7 separate regions of the Homo sapiens genome follow, and all the other regions are linked to region 1. A link is a loop called in an ENCODE intact Hi-C map of the cell type or tissue named here. Cell type or tissue: heart left ventricle. All regions are shown on one strand. Region 1 overlaps ADGRL1 (adhesion G protein-coupled receptor L1). Region 2 overlaps ADGRE5 (adhesion G protein-coupled receptor E5). Region 3 overlaps ADGRL1 (adhesion G protein-coupled receptor L1). Region 4 has its middle 59 kb from the start of LINC01842. Region 5 overlaps LINC01841 (long intergenic non-protein coding RNA 1841). Region 6 has its middle 45 kb from the start of LINC01842. Region 7 has its middle 59 kb from the start of ADGRL1.

Evidence for each region. Peaks named below come from ENCODE experiments on the same cell type or tissue, not always from the same donor. Only the 100,000 strongest peaks of a DNase experiment are listed, where the experiment ranks them.
Region 2: a loop joins it to region 1, with 4 times the contacts of the local background. A loop is called at or near these places in 46 of 110 quality-filtered maps.
Region 3: it touches region 1 in a loop (2.4-fold over the local background); 27 of 110 quality-filtered maps call a loop at or near these places.
Region 4: it touches region 1 in a loop (2.1-fold over the local background); 18 of 110 quality-filtered maps call a loop at or near these places.
Region 5: it touches region 1 in a loop (4-fold over the local background); 82 of 110 quality-filtered maps call a loop at or near these places.
Region 6: it touches region 1 in a loop (5-fold over the local background); 17 of 110 quality-filtered maps call a loop at or near these places.
Region 7: a loop joins it to region 1, with 2.0 times the contacts of the local background. A loop is called at or near these places in 2 of 110 quality-filtered maps.

Annotation. Positions count from the first base shown.
Region 1 is chr19:14,146,239-14,150,238 of GRCh38, forward strand. It overlaps ADGRL1 (adhesion G protein-coupled receptor L1), which reads right to left. Exons shown (of 23, transcript NM_014921.5): 23 at 1,505-4,000. The region is part of intron 1 of ADGRL1-AS1 (ADGRL1 antisense RNA 1); the gene reads left to right. Among named protein-coding and RNA genes, the nearest start is that of ADGRL1-AS1, 11 kb to the left of the region's middle. RefSeq lists an enhancer at 1,640-2,383. In heart left ventricle, a CTCF peak has its summit at 2,042 (motif pointing right); DNase peaks (open chromatin) are centred at 2,053, 3,014 and 3,533; H3K4me3 peaks cover 1,026 bases; H3K27ac peaks cover 1,950 bases.
Region 2 is chr19:14,404,264-14,408,263 of GRCh38, forward strand. It overlaps ADGRE5 (adhesion G protein-coupled receptor E5), which reads left to right. Exons shown (of 20, transcript NM_078481.4): 13 at 120-299; 14 at 1,485-1,676; 15 at 2,068-2,294; 16 at 2,437-2,503; 17 at 2,606-2,697; 18 at 2,798-2,966; 19 at 3,645-3,746; 20 at 3,829-4,000. The coding sequence ends at 3,858. Among named protein-coding and RNA genes, the nearest start is that of DDX39A, 13 kb to the right of the region's middle. RefSeq lists enhancers at 892-1,521, 1,094-1,388, 1,522-2,151, 3,534-3,763 and a silencer at 1,666-2,185. In heart left ventricle, a CTCF peak has its summit at 2,097 (motif pointing left); DNase peaks (open chromatin) are centred at 2,028 and 3,785; H3K4me3 peaks cover 465 bases; H3K27ac peaks cover 675 bases.
Region 3 is chr19:14,194,281-14,198,280 of GRCh38, forward strand. All of the region lies in intron 1 of ADGRL1 (adhesion G protein-coupled receptor L1), which reads right to left. Among named protein-coding and RNA genes, the nearest start is that of ADGRL1, 9.9 kb to the right of the region's middle. In heart left ventricle, CTCF peaks have their summits at 1,925 (motif pointing right) and 2,134; a DNase peak (open chromatin) is centred at 1,961.
Region 4 is chr19:14,273,023-14,277,022 of GRCh38, forward strand. No RefSeq gene overlaps it. Among named protein-coding and RNA genes, the nearest start is that of LINC01842, 59 kb to the right of the region's middle. In heart left ventricle, no CTCF peak of the experiment used is centred here; no DNase peak of the experiment used is centred here; H3K27me3 peaks cover 803 bases.
Region 5 is chr19:14,350,741-14,354,740 of GRCh38, forward strand. The region is part of intron 1 of LINC01841 (long intergenic non-protein coding RNA 1841); the gene reads right to left. Among named protein-coding and RNA genes, the nearest start is that of LINC01841, 11 kb to the right of the region's middle. RefSeq lists an enhancer at 1-252. In heart left ventricle, no CTCF peak of the experiment used is centred here; no DNase peak of the experiment used is centred here.
Region 6 is chr19:14,286,493-14,290,492 of GRCh38, forward strand. No RefSeq gene overlaps it. Among named protein-coding and RNA genes, the nearest start is that of LINC01842, 45 kb to the right of the region's middle. In heart left ventricle, CTCF peaks have their summits at 2,494 (motif pointing left) and 2,693; no DNase peak of the experiment used is centred here.
Region 7 is chr19:14,262,843-14,266,842 of GRCh38, forward strand. No RefSeq gene overlaps it. Among named protein-coding and RNA genes, the nearest start is that of ADGRL1, 59 kb to the left of the region's middle. In heart left ventricle, no CTCF peak of the experiment used is centred here; no DNase peak of the experiment used is centred here; H3K27me3 peaks cover 2,085 bases.

The DNA of each region.
Region 1 (4,000 bases):
ATCAGTGTATAGGTAGCGTTTCTTTCTCTCTCTCTCTCTCTTTCTCTTTCTTTCCTTTTCTTTCTTTTCTTTTTCTTCTTTCCTTCCTTTCTCTTTCTTTCTCCGTTTCTCTTTTCCTTTCTCTTCTCTTTCTTTTCTTTCTTCTGATGGAGTCTCAGTCGCCCAGGCTGGAGTGCAGTGGTGCGATCTCAGCTCACTGCAACCTCCGCCTCCTGGGTTCCAGCGATTCTCCTGCCTCAGCCTCCTGAGCAGCTGGGACTACAGGCGCTCGCCACCACACCCAGCTAATTTTTGTGTTTTTAGTAGAGACGGGATTTCACCTTGTTGGCCAGGCTGGTCTCGAACTCCTGACCTCGTGATCTGCCTGCCTCGGCCTCCCAAAGTGTTGGGATTACAGGCATGAGCCACTGCACCCACCCGGAGGCATTTCAAACCATGAGATGGGGTGAAACCTTCCAGGGAGTGAGAGAAAAGGTCTAAGGACTGAGCCCCTGGGTTCCCCATCATTAGGAGGTCAGATGAGAAGGAGCCAGCCATGAAGACTGGGAAGGAGTGGCTGTTGTGGGGAGGTGGGTGGTGTCCTAGACACAGGTATCTTTTTAAGGCAGAGGGGCCCGGAAAAGGATCCTTGTAGTTTGAGTAGTTATGCCTCTCTCTGAGCATGGGCAGTTCGTTGGTGAACTGACAACGTGAAATACACATGATGCAATTCCACCGTGTGTCAAGTTTGAAAGCACTCCCTGCCAGTAGCGTGTGGGAGTGTAGGAATGGCAATTGTAATGAGACATCACAGTGTAAAATTCCTGAGCTCTGCTCTAGTACAGCCTGGGGACAGACGTCTGGGCCAAGAAGGGCTTCTGTGAGACAGCATGGAACAGTGGCCTGGTCAGAGAGACTTGGGCATGCATCTGAGGGCTGTAAGCCTCAGTTTCCCCATCTGTAAAATGGAACTCTAATCGCTGTCTCCATCTGGGAGGATTTTGTGAGGATTCAGAGAAACTGCACATGAAATGCTCCACCAGGCCCAGGAACTTACCAAGGTCTCATAAACGTGAATGATTCTATAACTGTCAAGCCTCTGCCAGGGGTTCTGAATGCTCGAGTGCAGACCAGAGCCCATGGGGACGCCCCTGTGCAGATCTGCTCAACCATTTCTTTCTTTCTTTTTTGAGACAGAATTTCACTCTATAGCCCAGGCTGGAGTGCAGTGGTACGATCTTGGCTTACTGCAACCTCTGCCTCCCAGCCGGGTTCAAGCAATTCTCCTGCCTTAGCCTCCCAAGTAGCTGGGACCACAGGTGCTTGCCACCACGCCCAGCTAATTTTGTCTTTTTAGTAGAGATGGGGTTTCACCATGTTGACTAGGCTAGTCTCAAACTCCTGGCCTCAAGTGATCCACCCACCTCGGCCTCCCAAAATGCTGGGATTACAGGCCTGAGCCACCGCGCCCAGCTATTCACCCATTTCTTACTCCCCCACTCAAGAAGTCACACCACTCTTGTCATTCCAAGAAATCTTAATTTCTTTATTGTTTGACTTTTTGACTCAACAATTTTTTTAAAACTTTTTGTTTTTTTCTGAAACGTTCTTGTTGTTATGAGCCTTTTGTTTTGTTCTCGTTAAATGCACTCGACCCAAAATTGGTTTGGCATATCGAAAAGGAGACCAAGGAGGGAGGGGCTGGGGCGTGGGAGGTGGGGAGGAGGCCCGAATGGACAGAAAGTTGAGGATAAGAGAAGAGGAACATAGAGACAGCCAGAAAGACATGGGGAAAGAGTGTTGGAGACAGAGAAAGGGGAAGGCAAGGGAAAGCCAAAAGAAACCAAAATCCAGAGAAAAAGAATTAACAAGATTTAGGAGCAAACGAGTTCAGGAGCCTAAGGAAGGGAGTAGGAGAGGAAACCAAGACCCTTCTCTGTACCGTCCCAGCTGGGGTGGGGGCGTCAAGGCACCAGGTCTGGTTAGGTTGGGGGGACACCTGGGCTCTGGGGGCGGCTTTGCACTGGACTGCAGTGATGTCCAGCCCCAGCAGGGGGCCCTGCCACACAGCTCTGAGGCCTGGAAGCCACCCGGCGATGCCGGCTGGAACAGGACCCGATACACCCTCTCTCCCTTTGATTGTCCGAGTCTGGAGAGATACAAGGAAGGCTGGGCAGGGAGGAAGTTGGCCTCTCTGTGTGCCTCAGCCCCCTGGAACTCTCCTGGCCCTCCTCCTGGTGTCGGGGGCAGCCACAGGCTGGGCTGCTTCCCGGGACAGGCCAGCTCCTCGCCTGCTCATGCCTCCTGCCCGCTCTTCACAGACCTCTGACCACCCCTCCACACAACAGAGCTCCCAGCCTAGTGCAGTCCGGGAAGGGCCATGGAACTGTCCCTTGCCCTCCTCAGAGTCGTCTGGCAAGACTGTCCCTGGCCTCACTTCTCCTCCCCATCTAGACTTCACCCATGGTCTTCTGGTGTAATGGGTTAGGCCTTTCTACCAGAAAAAGCCAGAGTTGGAACCCAACCCCACCTCTTCCCCACACCTGTTCCCTTACACGGGACAAACCACCATCTTTGGTCTGACCCCTTCTCCCCTAATTGATGGGGACAAGCCAGCCCCAGCTCCCCGGGAGAAGGGAGGGGCTTTCTAGCAGCAAAAAGGGTCCCTCCAGCCACCTACCTGTCCCCTTCCCCCCAGTTCCTTCCTAGAGCCCCTCCCCCTTAACCCAACAAAGTTCATGGCAGCAGCAGGCTGAGACCCGAAGATGTTTGAAAACTCATGGCACTTGTGAGAAAAGGAGGGGCAGAGAGATGGGGAGAGGTCAGAGCAGAGGTGGAGGGGCCACCTCTGGGGAAACGGCAATGCAGGGGCTGGGCTAGGGTGGCCTGGGGCTATGCTGCCCCTAGAGTTGAGGGAAGGGGGCTGGGGAGGCTGGCCTGACAGGCTGGAGAGGAGGGGGCCGGGACAGGTGCTCAGGACACATCCCGAGCCTGGAGCTTCCGGGGTCTGGGATTTGGGGTCAAGCCGCCCAGAACATGGGTGTCCCGACCCCAGCCCTGGCACCTGGCTTCGTCTTCCCTGCGGGAAGGTGGAGGATAGGGAAGGTGATCTCTCACCTTTGCCCCTCCCCATCCCCCAGACCGCCTTGCCGTTCCCAGCACCCTCCTCAGCCATACCCATGCCCTCCACAACCCCAGTGCCTCCCCATTTTCCTTCTGCCATCAACCTCTCTAGGTGGGAAATCAGCCCCATCTTCCCCGGCGAGAGTCCCCAGAGCAATATACAAGAAGCAGGAACTCAAAGGGACAGCGCAGCCATCTTGACAAAGCATCTTTGGGTGTGAAGAGGTCTCCCCCGGGCCGGTGGGGAGGGAAGGGGGAGACAGGCCTCTGGTCCTGGGGCAGGCAGTGAGAGGTACACGCCCCAGAAGGGCTGATGATGCCGGGCAGGCGGAGCAGGAAAGGAGGGTGCCAGGAAGGAAATGGGTTCTTTGTTTCGCTGTTGCATCTAGATTTTGTTTTCTGTCTCTGGATTGTAAAAAGCTGCTCTGGCGGCCCGCCCGCCCCGGCGGGGACTGGGGATGCACGTACACGGAGAAGTCCTGGCTGCCAGGCCAGCAGCGCTGCTCTGCTCCGGAGAAAGCCCGGGCTGGCCCGGGCCGCAGGCTCCCGGTGGCTTCAAGTGATGAGATTTTTTTTCTTTTCTTTTTTTTTTTTTTTGTCTTTTTTTTTTCTTTTCCATTTCGTTGAAATATTTACAGCAATGGGGAAGGAGGAGGAGAGAGGAAGGAGTAAGAGGGCCCCCTAGGGAAAGATCCAAGCCCAGGACCCACTCCCCAGGGAGATCCAGACCCAAAATCTGCTCCCCAGATAGCCGAGCCCACAGGACTGGGAACTGCCCAAATATGGCCACCCCTGTGGGCTGGGGGCCCTGCGGGGAGTTGTGCTTCATCAGGAGTCGCCCCAAGGGAGGGGGTCATTGGGTGCACTGGGAGGCAGAGGGGGCAGGTTTGCTTGCGGG
Region 2 (4,000 bases), 260 kb after region 1:
CAGTAGGCGCTCGGTCAATACTCATCTAGTAAAAAGCAGCCCTCTTAGACTCAGCCCAAGCCCAGGACCTAAGAGTGAGCTCCAGGCCAACCTTTCTGACCACCCCCATCTGCCCACAGGACGTGATGCCTGGGCCACGGCAGGAGCTGCTCTGTGCCTTCTGGAAGAGTGACAGCGACAGGGGAGGGCACTGGGCCACCGAGGGCTGCCAGGTGCTGGGCAGCAAGAACGGCAGCACCACCTGCCAATGCAGCCACCTGAGCAGCTTTGCGATCCTTATGGCTCATTATGACGTGGAGGTAAGTAGCTGGAGGCATCCTCAAGTGCCCACAGGTAATGAGGTCCAGCTGCAACCAGACAGGCAGCTAGTTCTCCATGGAGCCCTACTGGTTGCTCAGATATATCTGCATGGTTGCACAGCCCAGGTGTCCCCACGTCACACCCTTCGCAGCCTCTTCCTTTGGCCTCTTCTCTACAACCCAGCAACTATACACTGGGTGCAGCCACTAGCTCCGCTCCTCTGCCTGTCCATCCCGTACCAGTTGTGAGATGTCAACTAAAAGCTCCCCATGGAGAGCATTCCAAGGGGGCACCACTTGCCCGTTTTTTTTTTTTTTTGAGACGGAGTCTCTGTCGCCCAGGTTGGAGTATGGTGGCACAATCTCAGCTAGTGAGGTTCAAGGGATTCTCCTGCCTTAGCCTCCCGAGTAGCCGAGATTACAGGCGTGCACCACCATGCCTGAGTAATTTTTGGTATTTTTAGTAGAGACAGGGTTTCACCATGTTGCCCAGGCTAGTCTCAAACTCCTGACCTCAGGTGATCCACCCACCTCGGCCTCCCGAAGTGCTGGGCTTACAGGTGTCAGCCACCGCACCCGGCCTCTTTTTTTTTTTCTTTTGGACAGAGTCTTGCTCTATCGCTTAGGCTGGAGTGCAGTAGTGTGATCTTGGCTCACTGCAACCCCCGCCTCCGGATTCAAGCGATTCTCCTGCCTCAGCCTCCCAAGTAGCTGGGATTACAGGTGCATGCCACCATGCACCGCTAATTTTTGTATTTTTAGTAGAGGCGGGGTTTCACTATGTTGGGCAGGCTGGTCTCGAACTCCTGACCTCAGGTGATCTGCCCCCCCTCAGCCTCTCAAAGTGCTAGGATTAGAGGCATGAGCCACCACACCCAGCCTGGAGCACCACTTTCTGTACGTGACTTCAGTAGGATCCATCGTTAAGCTGGGCCTTGTCGAAAACTGCAATTAACCAGGCAGAGAAGGGGGGCGCCTGTGGTCCAGGCCAAAGGCCCAGCAAGCACAAAAATGTGAAATCCCTAGACTCCCCTTCCAGCTGGTAAGTGTGGCCAGATCTAGGAGGGACAAGGGAGGAGGTCAGAGAGGTGGGCCCGTCAAAGTGTGGGGGGGAAAAGGGACCACAAAGAGGGCAGGAAGGCCTCATGCCCTGAAGGAACCCTGAGCACCCGGTGCCACTCCTAGGACTGGAAGCTGACCCTGATCACCAGGGTGGGACTGGCGCTGTCACTCTTCTGCCTGCTGCTGTGCATCCTCACTTTCCTGCTGGTGCGGCCCATCCAGGGCTCGCGCACCACCATACACCTGCACCTCTGCATCTGCCTCTTCGTGGGCTCCACCATCTTCCTGGCCGGCATCGAGAACGAAGGCGGCCAGGTGAGGTCCCGCCCCGCTCCCTCCTGAGCTCTGGGGTCAGGGAGGCCTGGGAGGGGTTAGCCCCGCCCACTCCCGGGGCTCAGTCGGGTAGGCGGGCCCTGGAGGCATGAGGCCCCGCCCCTGTCCGGGATCTGGCCCCGCCCACCGGGGGGTCGGGTTGTCTCTTTAAAGGGCGCTGGCTTTGGAGCTGCCTGGCCACACCCCGAGTGCCCGCTCGCTTCTGAGCGTTGTTGGGGGTGGGCCCTGGGGGGAAACCTGGCCCCCGCTCCAGACCCGCCCACCCTCCGGCTGTGGTCCCGCCCACTCTCGGGACCTGGCAGGCGACTGGCTCTGGCGCCGCATGCCCCTCCCCGCGCTGACGTCGCTCCGCCCCTCCGTCCCCGCCCCGCAGGTGGGGCTGCGCTGCCGCCTGGTGGCCGGGCTGCTGCACTACTGTTTCCTGGCCGCCTTCTGCTGGATGAGCCTCGAAGGCCTGGAGCTCTACTTTCTTGTGGTGCGCGTGTTCCAAGGCCAGGGCCTGAGTACGCGCTGGCTCTGCCTGATCGGCTATGGCGTGCCCCTGCTCATCGTGGGCGTCTCGGCTGCCATCTACAGCAAGGGCTACGGCCGCCCCAGATAGTGAGTGCAGCGAGATGGGGCAGGAGGAAGGCGGGGTGCTGGGCCTGGGGCTCACAGGCAGTGCCACACACAATGTCCGGCCGCCCTCCGTTCCGCTCCTGGCTTCCTGGGGCACTGATGGGACCCCTCCCTTCCCTCCTAGCTGCTGGTTGGACTTTGAGCAGGGCTTCCTCTGGAGCTTCTTGGGACCTGTGACCTTCATCATTTTGGTAAGTACCCACTCTCCCTCCACCGAAGCCCGAGCGCCACAGGCCCAGGCCCGGCTGGACCATCGCTCTCGCCCTCTAACCCACAATCTGCTCCCTGCCCAGTGCAATGCTGTCATTTTCGTGACTACCGTCTGGAAGCTCACTCAGAAGTTTTCTGAAATCAATCCAGACATGAAGAAATTAAAGAAGGCGAGGTGAGAGGAGAGGCTGGAAGGACTTGGAGGCGGGGCCGGGGTGAGGGGCATGAAGCTGGAGGTGAGGTGGGGGCCCACGCTGCAACCCCGCTCCTCGCAGGGCGCTGACCATCACGGCCATCGCGCAGCTCTTCCTGTTGGGCTGCACCTGGGTCTTTGGCCTGTTCATCTTCGACGATCGGAGCTTGGTGCTGACCTATGTGTTTACCATCCTCAACTGCCTGCAGGGCGCCTTCCTCTACCTGCTGCACTGCCTGCTCAACAAGAAGGTGGGGGCCTGGGCACAGTGGCGCACGCCTGTCATCCTCCCACCTATTTGGGAGGCTGAGGTGGGAGGATTGCTTGAGCCCAGAAGTTGGAGACCAGCCTGGGCAACATAACCAGATGCTGTCTTTACAAAAAAATTCAAAGATAGCCAGGGTGAGGCGCCTGTAATCCCAACAGTTTGGGAGGCCGAGGTGGGCAGATCACCTGAGGTCAGTAATTCAAGACCAGCCTGGCCAACATGGTGAAACCCTGTCTCTACTAAAAATACAAAAATTAGCCAGGCATGGTGGCACACGCCTGTAGTCCCAGCTACTTGGGAGGCTGAGGCAGGAGAATCATTTGAACCAGGAGTGCAGTGGGCCAAGATGGCACCATTGCACTCCAGCCTGGGTGACAGTGAGACTTGTCTCCAAAAAAAAAAAAAAAAGCCGGGTGTGCTGAATACCCATCTCAGCTTCTCAGGAGGCTGGGGCAAGAGGATCACTTGGGCCCAGGAGTTCAAGGTTGCAGTAAGCTATGATGGTGCCACTACACTCCAGCCTGGGTGACAGGGGGACCCGATCTCAAAAAAAAGACAAACACAAAAACACCAAGAAGGTGGGGCTGAGGGCAGAGCATGGGGAGGAGCGTGCATGGTCCCAGGGCCTGCTCCTGCCCTGACTTGGTGTCTGGGCCGGCAGGTTCGGGAAGAATACCGGAAGTGGGCCTGCCTAGTTGCTGGGGGGAGCAAGTACTCAGAATTCACCTCCACCACGTCTGGCACTGGCCACAATCAGACCCGGGTAAGGGGCTGCGCCTGGGGCGGGTGTGGGCAGGAAGGCACCAGGGCTAGCGGGGCTCAGGCCTCTGGGCTCTCCTCTCCAGGCCCTCAGGGCATCAGAGTCCGGCATATGAAGGCGCATGGTTCTGGACGGCCCAGCAGCTCCTGTGGCCACAGCAGCTTTGTACACGAAGACCATCCATCCTCCCTTCGTCCACCACTCTACTCCCTCCACCCTCCCTCCCTGATCCCGTGTGCCACCAGGAGGGAGTGGCA
Region 3 (4,000 bases), 48 kb after region 1:
GGGAGCCTAGGAAATTCATATAGGGAGTCAGGACACAAAGAGAGTGAGGAGGGAGGCAGAGATGGGGGCAAGGGCCTGAGCCACAGAACTTTAAAGAAACCATTTACAGGAAACAGCAAACGACAGGGTGAGCATCTAGCTGGGCTCTCCAGCAAGGAACCACCTGAGATGCCTGGGACAGTGACGGACAGCTCCAAGTGCCAGCCCGAGCAGCTTCCACGTGTAACTCATGTAATCCTAATAACCATTTAGGAAGGAGAGATGCTTGTACCCACAGTTTACAGAGGAGGAAAGTGAGGTCCTGTCATTGAAGAGATATACCCAGGGACACTCAACTGGTAAGGGGGCTTGAACCCAGGGAGGGCTGGCTCCCCAGGTTGGGCTTGGTGAGCTGTGGGGGGATCCTGGGGGGCCAGAAGAGCCCCCACCCCCGGGCCCACACTGTATTTGAGTGTCTATGCAACCTCAGAGCTGGTCACGCCTGGACGTTCTACACCTGGGAAGCCAGGTGAGCCCACACCTGTGTCCGTCCCCACCTTGCACCTCAGTAGTCTCTGGTCACCTTATTTGTCTTTCTTTTTTCTTTCCTTCTTTCTTCTCTTTTTTTTTTTTTTCCTTTGAGACAGCAGGATCTTGCTGTGTCGCCCAGGCTGGAGTGCAATGGTGCACTCTCAGCTCACTGCAGCCTCATCCTCCCAGGCTCAAGTGATCCTCCCAGCTCAGCCTCCCGAGTAGCTGGGACTACAGGCACACAAAACCATGCCCGGCTAATTTTTGTGTTTTTTGTAGAGATGAGGTTTCACCATGTTGCCCAGGCTGGTCTTGAATTCCTGGGCTCAAGCGATCCTCCCGCCTCAGCCTCCCAAAGTGCTGGGATTACAGGTGTACCCAGGAATCCATTGCACCCAGCCATAGGCGACCCTATCTCACCCATGGGAAACGGGGCTGCACACCTGCCTGTATGTTCGCATCTAAGCCCTGCGTCTGTCTCAAGTCAAGGGTCGGTGCGGCAGGGTGGGCCACTGAGGCCCAGACTCTGTCCTCGGGTGCCCTGTGATGGGGATGGGGAGAGCAACAGGAGGAGAAGCGGCTGCTGGGGGAGAGGGGGCGCCTCTAGCCTGCCCTAGCCTGCAGTTGCCATGGCAACCCTCTGCGTGCTCGAGTGGGTGGGAGTCTGAGTGCCTTGGGTGGGGGGTGGGGGAACCAAGGTGGGGATCTGGGATCTGGGCCCCCTTCATGGTCTCCTCCCTTCCTGGCAGCAGCCGGCCCCTCCACACACAGCCCTCTGGCTGCATCTCCTGCCTCCTGCCCACTCCCCAAACCCAGCCGCCCATGAGCCCGCCTCCTTCAGGAAGCCCTCAGGCATCCGGCAGGTCCATAAGGAAGCCGCAGGCCCTGGGGTGACTATGAAGGATCAGCTGAGAGTTGAAGCCCCTGAATTTCAATCTGCTGTGTAGCTTCAGAGCAAGCACTTGGCCTCTCTGAACCTATTTCCCCATTGCTGCTCAGGGACTAACAGACCTACCTCGCAGAGACAGAGCACGTGCCCAGAGAGGGCCCAGGTACATGATCCTCGGGCAGGGCAGGGTTCTCACAGCATCTCCAGTCCCTGCCCCATCCTCCAGCTCAGTGGATGGCAGCCCAGTCCCTCCAGGGGCTCAGGAACCGGACAGTCATCCTGGATCCCTCTCCCCTCACATCACATCCAGCCCCGTCAGGTCCTGTGGCTACTCCTTCAGAGTCCACTCACCTCTCGCCACTCCTCAGCTTCTCTGGTCCAGCCCCATCATCTCCTGGCTGGACCCCACTTCCCCACCTCACTGTCTACACCTCGTCTCCCTATCTATCTGCCACCCCTGTCCCATCCAATCTCTACCTCGAGGCGAGAACAATCTTTGCAAAATGAAACTGTCTACAGTATGTTTCCCCCAGGGCCACCAGAGGGCGCGTGTGAGCATCTAAGTCAGCCGCTTCCCTCCTCTGCTCAGAACCCTCCGTGGCTCCCACCTCACTCGACCAAAAGCCAAAGTCTGTATCATACAAAGGCTCTGCACTGGGCCGGATGTGGCGGCGCACACCTGTAATCCCAGCACTTCAGGAGGCTGAAGAGGGCTGATTGCTTGGGCTCAGAAGTTCCAGACCAGCCTGGGGAACATAGTGAAACCTTGTCTCTGCCAAAAATACAAAAAGTTAGCCAGGCATAGTGGCACACGCCTGTGATCCCAGCTCCTCGGGAGGCTTAGGTGGGAGGATCTCTTGAGCCCGGGTGGTGGAGGTTGCAGTGAGCTGAGATTATGCCACTGCACTCTAGCTTGGGCAACAGAGCAAGACCCCATCTCAAAAACAAAAAACAAACAAGCCCTGTACAATGTGAAACACCAGGCACTGTTCTGCCTTAGGGCCTCTTCACGGGCTGTTTCTCTCTTCCCCAGATCCCCTCACAGCTCCTCCTGCATCTTCCTTTTGGTCTTTCCTCAAACATCACTAGTTCAGCAAGGTCCTGCTGGCCCCCACACTCCTACACCATGTCCTGACTTGATTTCTCCATACCTATCACCAGCACGCCATGCATTTTATTTGCTTATGAACTCTCTGCTACTAGATGCTGGCTCTGCAGGGTGGGGTTTGCATACTACACTCAGCACAGCGCCTGGCACAAGCAGGAAGCTGAAATATAATTGTTCAACGAAGAACCTTTTAAAGGTCACCCTGGAGCTGGGCACAGTGGCTCATGCCTGTAATCCTAGCACTTTGGGAGACCAATGCAGAATTGCTTGTGTCCAGGAGTTTGAGACCAGCCTGGGCAACACAGTGAGATCCTGTCTCTACAAAAATTTAAAAATTAGCCAGGCATGGTGGCACACACCTGTGGTCCTGGCTACTCGGGAGGCTGAGGCAGCAGGGTCATTCAAGCCCAAAAAGTCAAGGCTGCAGTGAGCTATGATCATGCCACTGCACTCCAGCCTGGGTGACAAAACAAGACTCCGTCTCTAAATAAAATAAAATAAAGGTCACCCCGGCCACCAAGCAGCACTGGACTGCAGAGGGGTAGGGGTCGTTCAAAAAATTCCCTGCCCCCGCCCCCAACACCTTCTCCCTCATCTCCCCATCTATCTGCCACCCCGTCCCATCCAGTCTCTACCCTGAGGTCAGAACGATCTTTGCAAAATGGAAATCCAATTACACCCCTCCCTGCCTACAACCCTCCATGGCTCCCTATTGCCTGTGATGCTCTAACATGGCATCTCAGGCCCTGCTGTCCTGCCACCTTCCCATCACTTCTACTCAGCGTCTGTCTCTCTCTCACACACAGTTCCTTATTCTGCTCTCCCTCCAAAGGGCTCTGCCCAGAGGACAGCATTCGTATCTCTCATATCCACTCTCACAGCACACAGGGTCTCTGTGTTTTGCTCCCCTAACTGGACTTGGGCTCAGCTGTTAAATGTCTGTCTTCCCCACCATCGAGGGACTCTGACGGGAAAGTACCATTGTGGGTTGGGCTGGCTCTTGTTGCATACCCAACCCTGGGCAAGGAGTGGATGCTTATTCATTTGTTTAATGAATGAAGATGAAATAGACCCAAAAAGCAGATCATCTATTCAGTGGATGTTTACCGAGTTCCCAACTGGTCACAAGTGCAATGGAGGAAGGTGTGCTTGACAGGGGGTATACATGTAGGTGCAACTGTAGACAGGGTGGCCAGGAAATGCCTCCCCTAAAAAGTGACATTTCGGCAGAGGTCTTGAGGAGGTGAGCCATCTAGGTACCTGTGCAAAGAGCATTCTGGGCAGAGGAAACAGCACGTGCAAAGGTCCTGGGGTAGGAATGTGCTGAGATGTGGCTGGGGCCCTGCAAGCAAGGGGAAGAGTGGAAGGAGGTGAGGGCGGCTGGGGAGGGGGGTCACAGAGGCCATACAGGGCCTTGTGGACCTCAGGGAGGACTTTGGCTTTCTAGAGAGGTGGGAGCCATCGGGAATCCTGAACAGAGGGATGGGATCTGG
Region 4 (4,000 bases), 130 kb after region 1:
TCACCCTGACCTCAGTTTCACAACAGAGGCCCAGTTTGCATACAAACCTAGGTGAGGTCATGAAGGGTTCATAGCTTGCAGCCATAGAGGCTGGAAATCAATGCCTAGTACATCCCTGGCAGCTCAAGGAGTCAGCTCATTTCTGTTCATTAGAGATCACAGAATCATCACGTTCTCTCTCTCTTTTTTTTTGAGATGGAGCCTCGCTTTGTCACCTAGGCTAGAGTGCAGTGGCGCAATCTCGGTTCACTGCAACCTCCGCCTCCAGGATTCAAGCGATTCTCCTGCCTCAGCCTCCCGAGTAGCTGGGACTACAGGAATGTGCCACTACGCCCCGCTAATTTGTTTGTATTTCAGTAGAGACGGGGTTTGACCATTTTGGCCAGGCTAGTCTCAAACTCCTGACCTCAGGTGATATGCCCACCTCGGCCTCCCAAAATGCTAGGATTACAGGTGTGAGCCGCCATGCTTGGCTATTCTTTTTTTTTCTGAGATGAGATTTCACTGTCCTCCAGGCTGGAATGCAGTGGGGCAATCATAGCTCACTGCAGCCTCAAACTCTTGGGCTCAAGCCATCCTCGGCCTCCAGAGTAGCCGGGACCACAGGTGCACACCACCATGCCTGGCTAATATTTTTTTTTTTTTACTGCTTGTAGAGATGGGGGTCTCACTATGTTGCCCAGGCTGGTCTCAAAACTCCTGGGCTCAAGCAATCCTCCTGCCTCAGCCTCTCAAAGTGCTGGGATTACAGGCGTGAGCCGCAGCGCCCCGTCCTGCTCATTTCCTTTTATTACCAACAATTCTCCATTCTTTATTTTTAATATCCCCTTCATTCACCAGGGCTCAACTTTGTCATCCAACTTTTATTGCTTTGTGGGGAGGAACGCAACCAAAGAGACACTGGGAGGCAATGACCTCATGGAACAAGGAAGCTGTGTTGGACATCTGGAATGGAGTTGGATTTCCACCATGGCCCAAAACACTTCCAATTCCTCCTTCTAGCATGTTTCGAACCCTGTGGCCAACACTGCCATTTGTCACCTTTTTGAATGTGTTGGATTATCTGTTAGCCTATCTACATCTTGTTTTCCTGTGTATTTCAGGGGCTGGAATTCTGGCAACTACTCCTTGTCTAAGATTCTGTTGCCAGGAGGGTTACAGGGTGGATTCTATAAATGAGGAGCATCAGATCGTCGTGGTGGCTCACACCTGTAATCCCAGTACTTTGGGAGGCCAAGGCAGGCGGATCGCTTGAGCTCAGGAGTTCGAGACCAGCCTGGGCAACACGGTGAAAGCCCATCTCTACTAAAAATACAAAAAATTAGCAGGGTGTGGTGGCACATGCCTGTAATCCCAGCTACTTTGGAGGCTGAGGCGGGAGGATCACTTGAGCCTGGGAGGCAGAGGTTGCAAGTGAGCTGAGATCACACCATTGCACTCCAGCCTGGGTGACAAGAGTGACACTCCGTCTCAAAAAAAAAAAAAAAAAAAAAAGAGAGCGAGAACATGTGGCCTGCAAAGACAGAAATATTTAGATTCTGATCCTTGATGGAAAAAGTTTTCCATCCTCTGCTCTTGACTTCATTTGGTCATTCCCACAATGAATAAGTTAGTTCTAGGATCTTGGAGCAAACATGTCTGTATTAGTCTGTTTTCACACCGCTATAAAGAACTATGTGAGAGTGAGTAATTTATGAAGAAAAAAGGTTTAATTGACTCACAGTTCCGCATGGCTGATGGGGCCTCAGGAAACTTACAATCATGACAAAAAGTGAAGGGAAAGCAAGGCACATCGTACATGGAGGCAGGGGAGAGAGAGAGAGAGAGAGAGAGAGAGAGAGAGGAGAGAGAGAGAGAGAGAGAGAGAGAGAGAGAGAGAGAGAGAGAGAGAGAGAGAGAGAGAGGAAGTGCCAGACGCTTATCAAACAACCAGATCTGGTGAGAACTCATTGTCACGAGAATAGCAAGGGGGAAATGCTCCCGTGATCCAATCTCCTCCCACCAGGTCCCTCCCCTCGACACGTGGGGATTACAATTCTAGATGCGATTTGGGTGGAGACACAGTCAAACATGTCAGTGTTCTTTCTCTAAGGCTCCATTTTGTCCTCTGTAAAATGGGGTGAGAGGCCCCTACTTAACTGCACGAGCTTGCTCTGCAATTAAAATTGCATGTCATGGGCCAAGGGACTTTGAAAGTGGGACAGCTCCTGCAGGTGCTTTTGGCTGGAGTCACAGGATCCAAAACCCCCCAGTAATCCCCACATCTTTCCTTTCTTTTCTCTCTCTTTTCTTTTTTCTCTTTCTCTTTCTTTCTTTTCTTTCTCTCTTTCTTTTTCTCTTTCTTCCCCCTCTCTCCTTCCCTTCCCTTCCCTCCCTCCCTCCCTTCCTTTTCCTTTTTTCTGAGAAAGAGTCTCGCTCTTATCACCCAGGCTGGAGTGCAGTTTCGTGATCTTGGCTCACTGCAACGTCTGCCTCCTGGATTCAAGCTGTTCTCCTGCCTCAGCCTCCTGAGTAGCTGGGATTACAAGCGCCCACCACCACGCTCAGCTAATTTTTGTACTCTTAGTAGAGATAGGGTTTTGACATGTTGACCAGGCTGGTCTCGAACTCCTAACCTCAGGTGATCCGCCCACCTTGGCCTCCCAAAGTGCTGGGAATACAGGTGTAAGCTACTGCGCCCAGCCCTTTTCTTTCTTTCTTTTTTTTTTTTTTTTGAGACAGAGTCTCACTGTGTTGCCCAGGCTGGAGTGCAGTAGTGTGTTCTCAGCTCACTGCAACCTTCACCTCCCGGGTTCAAGCTATTCTCCTGCCTCAGCCTCCTGAGTAGCTGGGATAACAGGTGCCTGCCACCAAGCCCGGTTAATTTTTGTACTTTTAGTAGAGACAGGGTTTCACCATGTTAGCCAGGCTGGTCTGAAACTCCTTACTGTCAGGACTCTGAGCCCAAGCTAAGCCATCATAACCCCTGTGACCTGCACGTATACATCCAGACGGCCTGAAGCAACTGAAGAACCACAAAAAAAGTGAAATAGTCAATTCCTGCCTTAACTGGCTAATGGTGGATGACATTCCACCATTGTGATTTGTTCCTGCCCCACCCTAACTGATCAATTGACTTTGTGACATTCCTTCTCCTGGACAATGAGTCTCAGGAGCTCCCCACCGAGCACCTTGTGACCCCCGCCCCTGCCCACAAGAGAAAACCCCGTTTAACTGTAATTTTCCACTACCTACCCAAATCCTATAAAACTGCCCCACCCCTTTGCTGACTCCTTTTTTGGACTCAGTCCGCCTGCACCCAGGTGATTAAAAAGCTTTATTGCTTACAGAAAGCCTGTTTGGTGGTCTCGTCATATGGACGCATGTAATACTGACCTCAGGTGATCTGGCTGCCTCAACCTCCCAAAGTGCTGGGATTACAGGTGTGAGCCACTGTGTCTGGCCCTTTTCTTTCTTTTTAGTGGAAATGGGGTCTTGCCATGTTGGTCAGGCTGGTCTCGAACTCCTGGCCTCAAGCAATCCTCCCTCCTCAGCCTCCCAAAGTGCTGGGATTATAAGCATGAGCCACTGCACCCAGCTACCTTTCTCAGTTCTGCCTTAATGTCTCACGTGGCTGTTTTCCTTTTCTCTTGTGTATTCTTTCCTCCCCCTCTGTCTTCTTGCTTTTTTTTTTTTTTTTTTTTTGAGAGAGAGTCTCATTCTGTCACTCAGACTGGAGTGCAGTGGTGTGATCTTGGCTCATTGCAACCTCTGCCTCCCATGTTCAAACGATTCTCCCACCTCAGCCTCCCAAGTAGTTGGGACTACAGGCGCACGCAATCATACCCAGCTAATTTTTGTATTTTTAGTAGAGACAGGGTTTCACCATGTTGGTCAGGCTGGTCTTGAACTCCTGACCTCAAGTGATCCGCCCACCTCAGCCTCCCAAAGTGCTGGGATTACAGGCGTGAGCCACCGCTCCCAGCCTCTACTTGCTTTTTCCTTCTCACACCTCTCTCTT
Region 5 (4,000 bases), 200 kb after region 1:
GGAGCTTGTAATTAAGGCTTCAGAGGCACCGACTTAATTACTACCTTGTGAAGGGTTAATTACCCCTAATTGTTCAGGAATCAGGCAATTTTTGTGCCTTCAGAGAATCAAAATATTTTCCCTTCCAGAAGTGCCTCCTCCCTTTTGCTTTTTCTAATTTCCCTGCAAGGAGGGGCACGATGGGCTGGGTGGGGTCCGGAGGATCGGAAACCACCAGTCTCCCCTCAGAGAACACACTTGCCGGGCCTGCCGCAAGCAAGAGCGGGATTCAGAGGAGAGAGGTTCCCAGCCAGCTCAAGGCAGGAAGACTTCCTGGAAGAGGTGGCCATGGGTTGGTCTTAAGGACCCCAAGTCAACCTCCCAGGTAAGCCAAGGGCTCCTAGAATTCTGTGCCACCTAGAGGGTAGCAGGGCCTGGGGAAGCTGGAGCTGATGGTTTCAGGCATGGGAATGCTGCCTGGAGTCTCAGTTTCCTCACTTGTTAAATGGGGCCAGGGCTGCGATGAGCCAGGCAGAGTGAGCAGGGAATAAAGGCTGCCCTCGGAGATGAAATCCTGGTGGGCACCGAGAAGACATCACTCATCTGCAGCTCATCTAGCTTGTTGCTCCTCTGCCTGGGTTTGTAGTAATGTAAGAATTAGGGCCCACCCACTTCCCAGCCCTCATCTCCCTGCCTTCCTCCTAACCCCCTTGATGGGCTTTGAACACACCGCACTGGTTCCCAACTCAGAACTTTTGTCCCTGGTGTTCCCCCTGCCTGGCTTACTTTCCCCCCTGATGGTGCTGTGTCTGAGAAGCTTTTGTCCTGAAATGTCACCTCCTCCAGGGAGCCTTCCCTGACCACCCTCTCTCCCCTGAACCACTCCTTCCTGGGAATTCTCCAGCTTATCACACTTCTTCTTTTTTTTTTTTTTTTTTTTCAGGTGGAGTCTCGCTCTGTCGCCCAGGCTGGAGTGCAGTGGCGTGATCTCTGCTCACTGCAAGCCCCTCCTCCCAGGTTCACACCATTCTCCTGCCTCAGCCTCCTGAGTAGCTGGGACTACAGGCACCCGCCACCACACCCGGCTAATTTTTTGTATTTTTAGTAGAGACGGGGTTTCACCGTATTAGCCAGGATGGTCTCCATCTCCTGACCTCGTGATCCGCCTGCCTCGGCCTCCCAAAGTGCTGGGATTACAGGCGTGAGCCACTGCGCCCGGCCTTCTATCTCTCTTTTGCTCTCTCTCTCTCTCTTTTTTTTTTTTTTTTGAGATGGAGTCTCACTCTGTCACCCAGGCTGGAGTGCAGTGGCATGATCTGGGCTCACTGCAACCTGTGCCTCCTGGGTTCAAATGATTCTCAGGCCTCAGCCTCCCGAGTAGCTGGGATTACAGGCGCACACCACCACACCTGGCTAATTTTTTAATATTTTTAGTGGAGATGGGGTTTCACCATGTTGGCCAGGCTGGTCTCGAACTCTTGACCTCAAGTGATCTGCCCACCTCGGCCTCCCAAAGTGCTGGGATTACAGGCATGAGCCGCTGTGCCCGGCCCTTGCTCTCTGTTTTTACAGAGACAGGGTCTCACTCTGTTGCCCGGGCTGGAGTGCAGTGGTATGCTCATAGCTCACTACAGCCTTGAACTCCTGGCCTCAAGCGATCCTCCAAAGTAGCTGGGACTATAAGCACGCACCACCACATCTAGATAATTTAAAAATAGTTTTTTGCAGCGATGGGGTCTTGTTATGTTACCCAGACTGGTCTCAAACTTACGGCCTCAAGAGATCCTTCTGCCTCTGCCTCCCAAAGTGCTGGGATTACAGGCATGAGCCACTGCCCCTGGCCACACTTTTACCTCTCTTATGTAAATTGCCTTGTTTAGATCCTGGCTGGGTGACTCAGGGCCCAGTATCCTCATCTGTGAAATGGGGGTGATGACAACAGCCTCCTCAGAGTTCCAGACCTGACTGTGGTGGCCGTGGGGGTCCGGTGGGTTGAGACCTTCTTCTATGGCCAAGGAGTGGACTTGGGGGAGCAGGGCAAGTGAGCCAGGAGCAGGGGCCAGAGGGCCGGAGCAGGGCAAGTGAGCAAGGCTCAAGTGATGGGTCAGTCAGAAGGGGTTAGAGGACTGACATGGTGTCTCACGCCTGTAATCCCAGCACTTTGGGAGGCTAAGGCGGGCAGATCACTTGACATCAGGAGTTCGAGACCAGCCCGGGCAACATGGTGAAAGCCCGTATCTACTAAAAATATGAAAATTAGAGGCCGGGCGCGGTGGCTCATGCCTGTAATCCTAGCACTGCGGGAGGCCGAGGTGGGTGGATCAGGAGGTCAGGAGTTTGAGACCATCCCAGCCAATGTGGTGAAACTCTGTCTCTACTAAAAATACAAAAATTAGCTGGGCATGGTGGCATGCGCCTGTAGTCCCAGCTACTCAGGAGGCTGAGGCAGGAGAATCGCTTGAACCCGGGAGGCAGAGGTTGCAGTGAGCCTAGATTATGCCACTGGACTCCAGCCTGGACTCCACTGGCAGCCTCACAGAGGGAGACTCCATCTCAAAAAAAAAAAAAAAAGAAAGAAAGAAAGAAAAAAAGAAATTAGCTGGGCATGGTGGCGGGCACCTATAGTCCCAGCTACTCAGGAGGCTGAGACACAAGAATCACATGAACCCAGGAGGTGGAGATTGCAGTGAGCAAAGATCGCACCACTGCACTCCAGCCTGGGTGACAGAGCGAGACTCTGTTTCAAAAAAAAAAAAAAAAAAAAAGGGCGTGGTTAGAGAGGAGGCAGACTTGGGAACAATGGGTATACTGTTATGACCTCATTTTATAGATGGGGAAAGTGAGGCCCCAGAAAGGTGAAGTCACTTAGCGAGGGCACGCAGCCCTCTAGTGGGGGAGCCATAATTCATTCCCATACTGGGCAGAGTCCCCCACACAGAGTGGGGGAGGGGATGGCAGGGGAAGGCGGAGGAGGGAATGATGGGTGGAGAGCTGTTTGGCAGAAAGGTGAAATACGGTTTTGATTCAGCTGTGTTGGAGGACATAGTGACTCTGCCAAGATATAGTAGAGATTAAATTAGGCGCGCTGGCTTACGCCTGCAATGTCAGCATTTTTGGAGGCTAAGGTGGGCCGATCACTTGAGGTCAGGAGTTTGAGACCAGCCTGGCCAACATGGCTAAACTCCGTCCCTACTAAAAATACAAAAATTAGCCAGGCATGGTGGCAGGTGCCTGTAATCCCAGCTACTCGGGAGGCTCAGGCAGGAGAATTGCTTGAACTGGGAGGCAGAGGTTGCAGTGGGCCAAGATCATGCCACTGCACTCCAGCCTGGACCAGAGTTGGTCCTGAAAAAAAAAAAAAAAAAAGAGAGAGAAAGGAGGAAGGAGGGAGGGAGAGAAGAAAGAAGAGAGTGAGCAAGGGAGGGAGGGAGAGGTGGTTGATTGGGGAAGACTATTCTAGTTGCAAGTAAAAAATCCAAACCCAAACTGGCTTAAAGAAAAAATAATGATAATTTATTGGTTTGTGTCATTGAAAAGTTTAAGATATGTTGGCTTCAGGGACAGCTGGATTCACGGGCTCAAACAAAGTAATCTGGCTGGGTGTGGTGGCTCATGCCTGTAATCCCAGCAGTTTGGGAGGCCAAGGCAGGAGGCTTGCTTGAGCCCAGGAGTTTGAGACCAGCCCGGGCAACATAGTGAAACCTCATCTCTATAAAAAAAAATTAAAAAATAAGGAGGGAGGATCACTCGAGCCTGGGAATTGAGGCTGCAGTGGAACCATGATCGTGCCACTGCACTCACACCTGGGTGACAAAGTGAAGCCCTGCTTCAAAAGAAGAAAATAATAATTCCTGGGCTCCCTCTGATTGGACAGTTTGGGGTCACATGTCATTTAGGAACCAATCACAGTGGCTAGAAAGGATAGAATGAGTCCATGAGCCACTCCTGTTGATGAGGGTGGGGATGGCCCTACAGACCTCAGTAGACAAAGAGTGTAGGCAAAAGTGACAATTTATTCAAG
Region 6 (4,000 bases), 140 kb after region 1:
TTCACAGGTTGCAGGGGCCAGAGTGTGGACACATCCTTTTGGGGGGCCACCATTTGACACACTATATTCCCTCCTGGAGCTGCAGCCCTGGCCGTGAAAGGAAAGGAGAGGAAAGCAAGAAGGAAGGGGCCCTAGCACCACCCAGACCCCCAGAACATGACGCTGGTGGGGATGGAGGAGAGGTAGAAGGAAATAGGATTGAAGTCTAAATCAAGGCCCCAGCTTGGGTCTGGACATTCCTTGTTTTGAATTGAAGCCAAGCTGCCCTGTGACTAAGGCGACTCCAGGAACATCTGTTATCTGAGATGAACAGAGAACAAAGTCATAAGGCTAAGATTTTATCAAGGGGATTGCGGGGCAGGGGGGACACATTTCCCTGTGAAAAGCATGTTATAGAGATCATGACAGATCAGCCCTTGACCGGAATTCACACAATGCTGGTTCATTTCATCACAGGGACCACCTGACCCCCAGGATTGTTCTAGAAGGTCTTTTTCTCTACCATCTCCACACCAATCCCTCTCCACCTGCCGCTCCCACCTTCCACTGGGTCCCCATCCTCCTCTGGGCTGGGGCCCTGCCTGCCTGCCATCCATTCACTCAACAAACACTTATTATTATTATTTTTTGAGACACAGTCTCGCTCTGTCGCCCATGCTGGAGTGCAGTGGCACGATCACTGCTCACTGCAGCCTCTGCCTCCCAGGTTTAAGCAATTCTCATTTCTCAGCCTCTCGAATAGTTGGGATTACAGGCATGCATCACCACACCTGGATAATTTTTGTATTTTTAGTAAAGACGGGGTTTTGCCATGTTGGCCAGGCTGGTCTTGAACTCCTGGGCTCAAATCTGTCCGCTTGGCCTCTCAAAGTGCTGGTAGTTACAGGTGTGAGCCACTGCGCCCAGCCCTAACACTTATTGAGCACCTGCTGTATGCCAAGGGCCAGGGAAGGGGGCGGCATACAGAGCCAGGAGGGAACAGTGTGGAGGAACTTCCCTTTTGGAGCTGACTTTCCAGTGGGAGACCTGGGCGATGACAAGATGAACAAGGAATGAATATTCTGTGTTGTAGCCAAAAGCAGCCAGTGCAATGGAGAAAATACAGCAGCCTCAGGCCTGTAATCCCAGCACTTTGGTAGGCCGAGGCGGGCGGATCACTTGAGGCTAGGAGTTCAAAACCAGCCTGGTCAGCATGGCAAAACCCTGTCTCTACTAAAAATACAAAAATTAGCCAGGTGTCATGGAGCATGCCTGTAATCCCAGCTACTCGGTAGGCTGAGGCAGGAGAATCACTTGCACTCGGAGGTGGAGGTTGCAGTGAGCTGAGAGCACGCCATTGCACTCCAGCCTGAGCAACAGCGCGAGACCCCGTCTCAAAAAAAAAAAAAAAAAAAAAGCAATAAGAGTCTGTGGATGTTGTAAATTGGGTGTGTGTGCATCAGAGAAGGCTTCCCTGGGGAGGGGCACAAGTGAAGGGAGACCTGGAGGAGGTGAGGGAGGAGCCATGTGGATATCTGGGGAGGATGACTCAGGCAGAGGGAACAGCCTGTGCAAAGGCCCTGAGGCAGGATGTCTTTGGTGAGTTTGGAGAACAGTAAGGAGGCCCATCTGCTTGGAGAAAGCTGGGTTTTCTGGCCTCCGTGAGGACTGGAGTTTTGCTCTGAGTGAGGCAGTTGGTAAGGAGAATAATGCCCTCCTTCCCAAGGTATCTACTTCCTCATCCTAAACTTTCAAGATCTCATGGCCTGGGGAGGATAGGAGAAAGGGGCTGGTAACTGCTCCAGCGGGTTGATAAACATGGGTACTTCAGGGAGGCTTCCTGGAGGAGTGTCAAGCATATGACTGGCTTGAATTGCGGGAGAGGCAGGCTGAGCAGGGAGCAGGTGCCCAGGGAGAGGCAGAAGACAGGTCAGACACTTAAAAGTGTCTAAAGGAGAAAGACTCCTTTGGACACAGCCAGGCCCTGAGAAGCAGGGTTAGTGAATTGCTACCTCATGCAACAAAAGGGACTTTGCTGATTAGGTAATTAAGGATCTTCAGACAGGGAAATGACCTTGGATCATCTAATCACACAAGTCCTTAAAATGCAAGGGGGCGGCAGAGGGGAGTTGAAGGCTGTCATATGAGAAGGACTTGACTCGTCATTGCTGGCTTTGAAAATGGAGGGAGGGCCCACGAGCCAAGGAATGCAGGCAACTTCTAGAAACGGGGAATGGACAACCAGCAAGAAAACAGGGCCTCAGTTCTACAACCCCAGGGAACTGAATCTTGCACCCCTAAATGAGCAAAAAATAGATCATCCCCTAAAACCTCCAAGAAAGGACTGCAGCCTGCTGACATCTTGGTCTTAGGCAGGTGAGACCCTGAACCACATCTCTGACCTCTAGAGCTGTAGGATAATTTGCGTCGTTAAATAAATGCTAGCTAGTGACGGCAACCATGGGAAATTAACACAAGGTGGGAGCTTTCCCGGTTCTGAGCGGGAGGAGGGGGCGTGGCCTGATCAGGTGTTCGCTCGCGCCCTCTGGAGGCTGCGGAGGGAACAGGCTTCAGGGCCAGGCTGGAGACCTGAGCAAGGGTAGAGGGAACTGCACAGTCCAGGTGAGGGATGCTGGGCTGGACCAGGTGAGGGATGCTGGGCTGGACCAAGTGAGGGCCGGGGAGGTGGGGAAGAAATGAAGTCCGAGGTTTGAACGTGGATGGAAAGAGAAAAAAAGAGAGGACTCCAGCGGGGCACGGTGGCTCACGCCTGTAATCCCAGCACTTTGGGAGGCCAAGGTGGGAGAATCACTTGAGGTCAGGAGTTCGAGACCAGCCTGGCCAACACAGTGAAACACCGTCTGTACCAAAAATACAAAAAATAGCCAGGTGTGGTGCTGCACGCCTGTAGTCCCAGCTACTCAGGAGGCTGAGACAGCAGACTTGCTCGAACCCGGGAGGCGGAGGTTGCAGTGAGCCTAGACTATGCCATTGCACTCCAGCCTGGAAGACAGAGTAAGACTCCATCTAAAAAAAAAAAAAAAAGAGAGAGAGGACTCGAGTCAAGGATGACCAGAAGCCTCTGAGCTGGGAACTTGGAGTCTCCTGTTCCCTCCACCCCAACTCCACTAGTCCCTACCTCCCCTTGGCCTCACCTGCCAGCAGTTGTCCCAGGCGGAGGCCACATGCTTCCCTCTCCTCTGAGGCCTTGCCCCTGCCTGTGACCTCTCACTTGTCATATCTGCTGTCTCTGTTCTCAAGACAGGAAGTCAGATGGGAGTTGAAGACGGCTGGGACCTGTGAGTCCCCAGGCCCCCAGAGGGATTCCGGATTTGAGAGTCGGCCTCCTCCCTCCCATCCAAGCCCAGCCCTGCCAAATCAGCTCCCAGCTCACTCCCTGGTCTGCACCTCTTTCTCTGTCTCTTTCTCTCTCTGGAATTTTCATTCTCTTTTTGGTAACCGAATTATCCCATCTCCACCTCTCACTGGGGGCCGCCCGCAGAGGCGTGGGCGAGGAGGGGCCCGGGTCGCAGCGCGAGATATTAAACCATCAATCACCCGCCAACGCCGACTCCCCCGCACCAGGACCCTCCATTGGCTCCACCTGGAAGCAGACCAGCTCCAGTGCAGGCCTGGAGGCCTGGGGACCCCATCAAAATGGGAGGCCTTGGAAGAATCTCACAGGCCCTGCATCTACCTGGGCAGGTGCCTGGGTGCAGATCGGCCTGGCTCAATGCACAGACAAGGTGTCCTGGGTTCAAATCCACAAGCTACTTCTTATCCACACGTGGGAGCCACTGCATTGTTCTGTGTCTTGGTTTCACCACCTGTAAAATGGTGATAACAGCCGGGCATGGTGGCTCATGCCTGTAATCCCAGCACTTTGGGAGGCTGCGGCAGGCAGATCACCTGAGGTCAGGACTTCGAGACCAGCCTGGCCAACATGGCAAATATATAAAAATCTCTACTAAAAATATAAAAATTAGCCAGGTGTGGTGGTGTGCCCCTGTAATCCCAGCTA
Region 7 (4,000 bases), 120 kb after region 1:
GAGACGGGGTTTCATACCTGCCATTGGTTTTTAAGATCTTATGTCTGGGCCAGGAATGGTGACTCACACATGTAATCCCAGCACTTTGGGAGGCCAAGGTGGGTGGATCACTGGAGGTCAAGAGTTTGAGACCAGCCTCGCCAACATGGTGAAACCTCATCTCTACTTAAAATACAAAAAGTAGCTGGGCAAGGTGGTGCACGCCTGTAATCCCAGCTACTTGGCAAACTGGGGCATGAGAATCACTTGAACCCGGGAGTTGGAGGTTGCAGTAAGCTGAGATCATGCCACTGCACTCCAGCCTGGGCAAGAGAGGGAGACCCTGTTGAAAAAAAAAATTTAAGGCCGGGTGCGGTGGCTCACGCCTGTAATCCCAGCACTCTGGGAGCCTGAGGCAGGTGGATCACCTGAGGTCAGGAGTTCAAGACCAGCCTGGCCAACATAATGAAACCCGTCTCTACTAAAAGTACAAAAATTAGCTAGGCATGGTGGCGCGTGCCTGTAATCCCAGCTACTTAGGAGGCTGAGGCAGGAGAATTGCTTGAACCCAGGAGGCGGAGGTTGCAGTGAGCCGATATTGAGCCATTGCACTCCAGCCTGGGCAACAAGATCGAGACTCCGTCTCAAAAAATAAATAAATAAATAATAAATGTAAGTGAGACCAGGTAGACTGGTGCATGCCTATAATCCCAGCACTTTGGGAGACTGAGGTGGGAAGATGGCTTGAGCCCAGGAGTCCAAGGCTGCAGTGAGCTATGACCGTGCCACTGCACTCCAGCCTGGGCCACAGAATGATAGACACCTTATCTCTTACAGAAAAAAAAAAAAAATCAAGTGAATGTTTCATTGAGTGCTTACTAAGTTCCATGCACAAAGGCTAAACACCTTGACAGACACTATTTTCTATAACAGTCACAAGAACCCATTTGAAAGAAAGGAGGGCTGGGCGCGGTGGCTCACGCCTATAATCCCAACACTTTGGAAGGCTGAGGCAGGCGGATCACTTGAGGTCAGGAGTTCCAGACCAGCCTGGCCAACAAGGTGAAACCCGGTCTCTACCAAAAATACAAAAATTAGCTGGGGGTGGTGGCTGGCGCCTGTAATCCCAGCTACTCGGAAAGCTGAGGCAGGAGAATCGCTTGAACCTGGGAGGTGGAGGTTGCTGTGAGCGGAGATCGTGCCACTGCACTCTAGCCTGGGCAACAGAGCAAGACTCTGTCTCAAAAAAGAAAAAAAAAGAGAAAGAAAGAAAGGAAGGAGGATCAAGGCACTGCAAGTAAGTGGAGGAGGAGGCAAGATTTCACTCCATCCTTTGCCGTGAGTACTGTCGGTATATCCCCCTAAGTTGTGCCTTGTCTCCATTTGACATCACCAAGCTTGTTATTATTGTGTCTAAACCACAAGCAAATTGGCTATAAGTGAGGGCCACAACCATCAGTTCAACTTGACCAGAATATAGTAACCACCCACCACATGCTAGACCTTATACTTGTCAAGGAAAAACAGCTCAGATCTCCCACCTTCCTGGAGCTTATAAGACTTCGGGGTCACCTCCTTTAGCTTATGCATAGACTTTTATTTTATTATTATTTATTTTCGAGACAGGGTCTCGCTCTGTTACCCAGGCTGGAATACAGTGGTGTGATCTTGGCTCACTGCAGCCTCAACCTCCTGGGCTCAAGTGATTCTCCTGCCTCAGCCTCCCAAGTAGCTGGGACCACAGGCATGCGCCACCACACCTGGCTACTTTTTGTATTTTTAGTAGAGATGGGGTTTCACCATGTTGCCCAGGCTGGTCTCAAATTCCTGACCTCAAGGGATCTGCCCTCCTTGGCCTCCCAAAGTGCTGGGATTACTTTCCAGGTGTGAGCCACCGCGCCCGGCCTGCGCAGACCTTTAAATATGCGCTTCAGTTCTTAGAGAGTTTTAACTGCACTGGATGCTAAGTTGAGTTTCAGATAAAGGTGTCAGAACAATGGCTGGGGGACAATAAGGTGCTGTTACTGGTGATGCCTTGTCTCGGGAGGGAGCAATTTTGGGAGTGGGAAGGGGACAAAAGAAACTGTAGTCCCTAGGGATAAGGGCTGAAGCCCTGGTCCCCAAATGCTTGCATTTGGATCCCAGATTCATTATTTACTTGTGGTGTGACCTTGGACAAGGCCTCTCATTGTCCCGTGCCTCAGTTTCTCCATCTGTAAAGTAGACCTGGTCTTAGTAACCTGCTGCCTAGAACTGTGGTGCGAACTGAGGGAGCTATGCAAAGCTTTAGACAGTGACTGGTTGGCGGCAAGCAATCAATCAATGAAGCCTCCATCACAGTGATCCCTTGGGCTCCCCAGGGAGTAGCAGTTTGGAGGACCCAGATTCTGAACCCACAGAGTTGGTGTGGAAGAGGAAGAGGGAGCCTGGTGAGCCCCCCACTTACACCCCCAGAAGCCTTGGAGCCAAAGCAGCCGGACCCCAGCCCCAGCTTCAGAGGAGCTGCCTTGGGGGTGGGGCTGCCCCGGGGCTGGCCCAGCCCCAGCAAGCTTGTTAATTACTTCTCAGGGTCACGGTCTTAAGGAGCCCCTCCGAGGGGATCTTTGCCCAGCCCTCTGTTTATTGATCGCATCTAATCTCTCCGCAGGCGGGCGGGCCTCTAAATCCTGCTTAACTCTCGGTTCCTGCCCTTTCCGGGCAGGGAGGCCCCCGGGCTGGGTTTAGCTCGCAGCGAATGAGGGCTGGAAAACTGGAGCGCATTGGGAGACCTCTAGGGCCCCCCTAAAACAGAGAAGGGATGGTGGGTTCCCCCCCCACCCACAAGCATCTCGGGACTCCCAACACCTACCCACCTGTGGGCGAGGACACCGCTCGTTTTTGCCCCTCCCAATCCCCGATCTTGGAATCCACTTCTTGTGGCTCCAGAATCCAGGTAGACGGCCCCCACTTCCCCCTCGGCCAGCCCTGGCCTCCCTTGGTCCCCATCAGGGGAAGGAGGATTTGGGAGCTGGGGAGCCGCCCTGACTTGCTGTTCTCCTTTCCTTAAAGAAACCAGCGCCGCTGGAGGGAGTGGAGCCCCTGGCCCCCGGCCTGGCTCGGCTCTTTGCCGAGGTGATTAGGATGCGTCCTCCGAGGGCGCACGGCTTTAACCCGAGTTGCCAGCGCTTTTCGGGCCCCGGGCGATGTCGGTTGTTCAGGGGGCTCTCTGGGTGCCTGGCTGGCCTCCGTTCCCACCTTTGAAGTGAGCTCTGGTTGGATGGTGGGAGGAGCGGGGGCGAGGCGGGGTGTTCTGCTGGGCCGGGTCTGGGAGGAATTCGCGGGAAATGCGGGGGCTTAATGGGGGAAACAGAGGCAGTATCAAATAGACGGCCTGCTGACATTTTTAAAAATGTTTTTACAATTTTTGTTTGTTTATTTTTTTTGAAACCAGGCCTTGCTCTGTTGCCCAGGCTGGAGTGCGGTGGCGTGATCATAGCTCACTGCAGCCTTGAAGTCCTAGGCTCAGGTGAGCCTCCCACCTTGGCCTCCTGAGTAGCTGGGACTACAGGTGCATGCCACCACGCTATGCTAAATTTTGTTTTCTTTCTCGGTAGAGAAGGGGTCTCACTATGTTGCCCAGGCTGTGGCAGGCTGAGCATGAGTGGCTCATACCTGTAATCTCAGCACTTTTGGGAGGCTGAGGCAGGATTGCTTGAGTCCAGGAGTTTGAGACCAGCCTGGGCAACATAGTGAGACCCTGTCTCTACAAAAAAAAAAAAAAAAAAAAAGGCAGGTATGGTGGCACACCCCTAGTCCCAGCTACTCGGGGAGCTGAGGTAGTAGGATCACTTGAGCCCAGGAGTTTTGAGTCTGCAGTGAGCTATGATCGTGCCACTGCACTCCAGCCCGGGCAACAGAGTGAGACCCTTTCTCAAAATAATAATAATAACAATAAAATATAAAATAAAATAAGAAACAAAAACTTGGAAGACAGAGCAGCCTAGGTTCGAATCCTGCCTCCACCACCCAGCACTGGGAGATC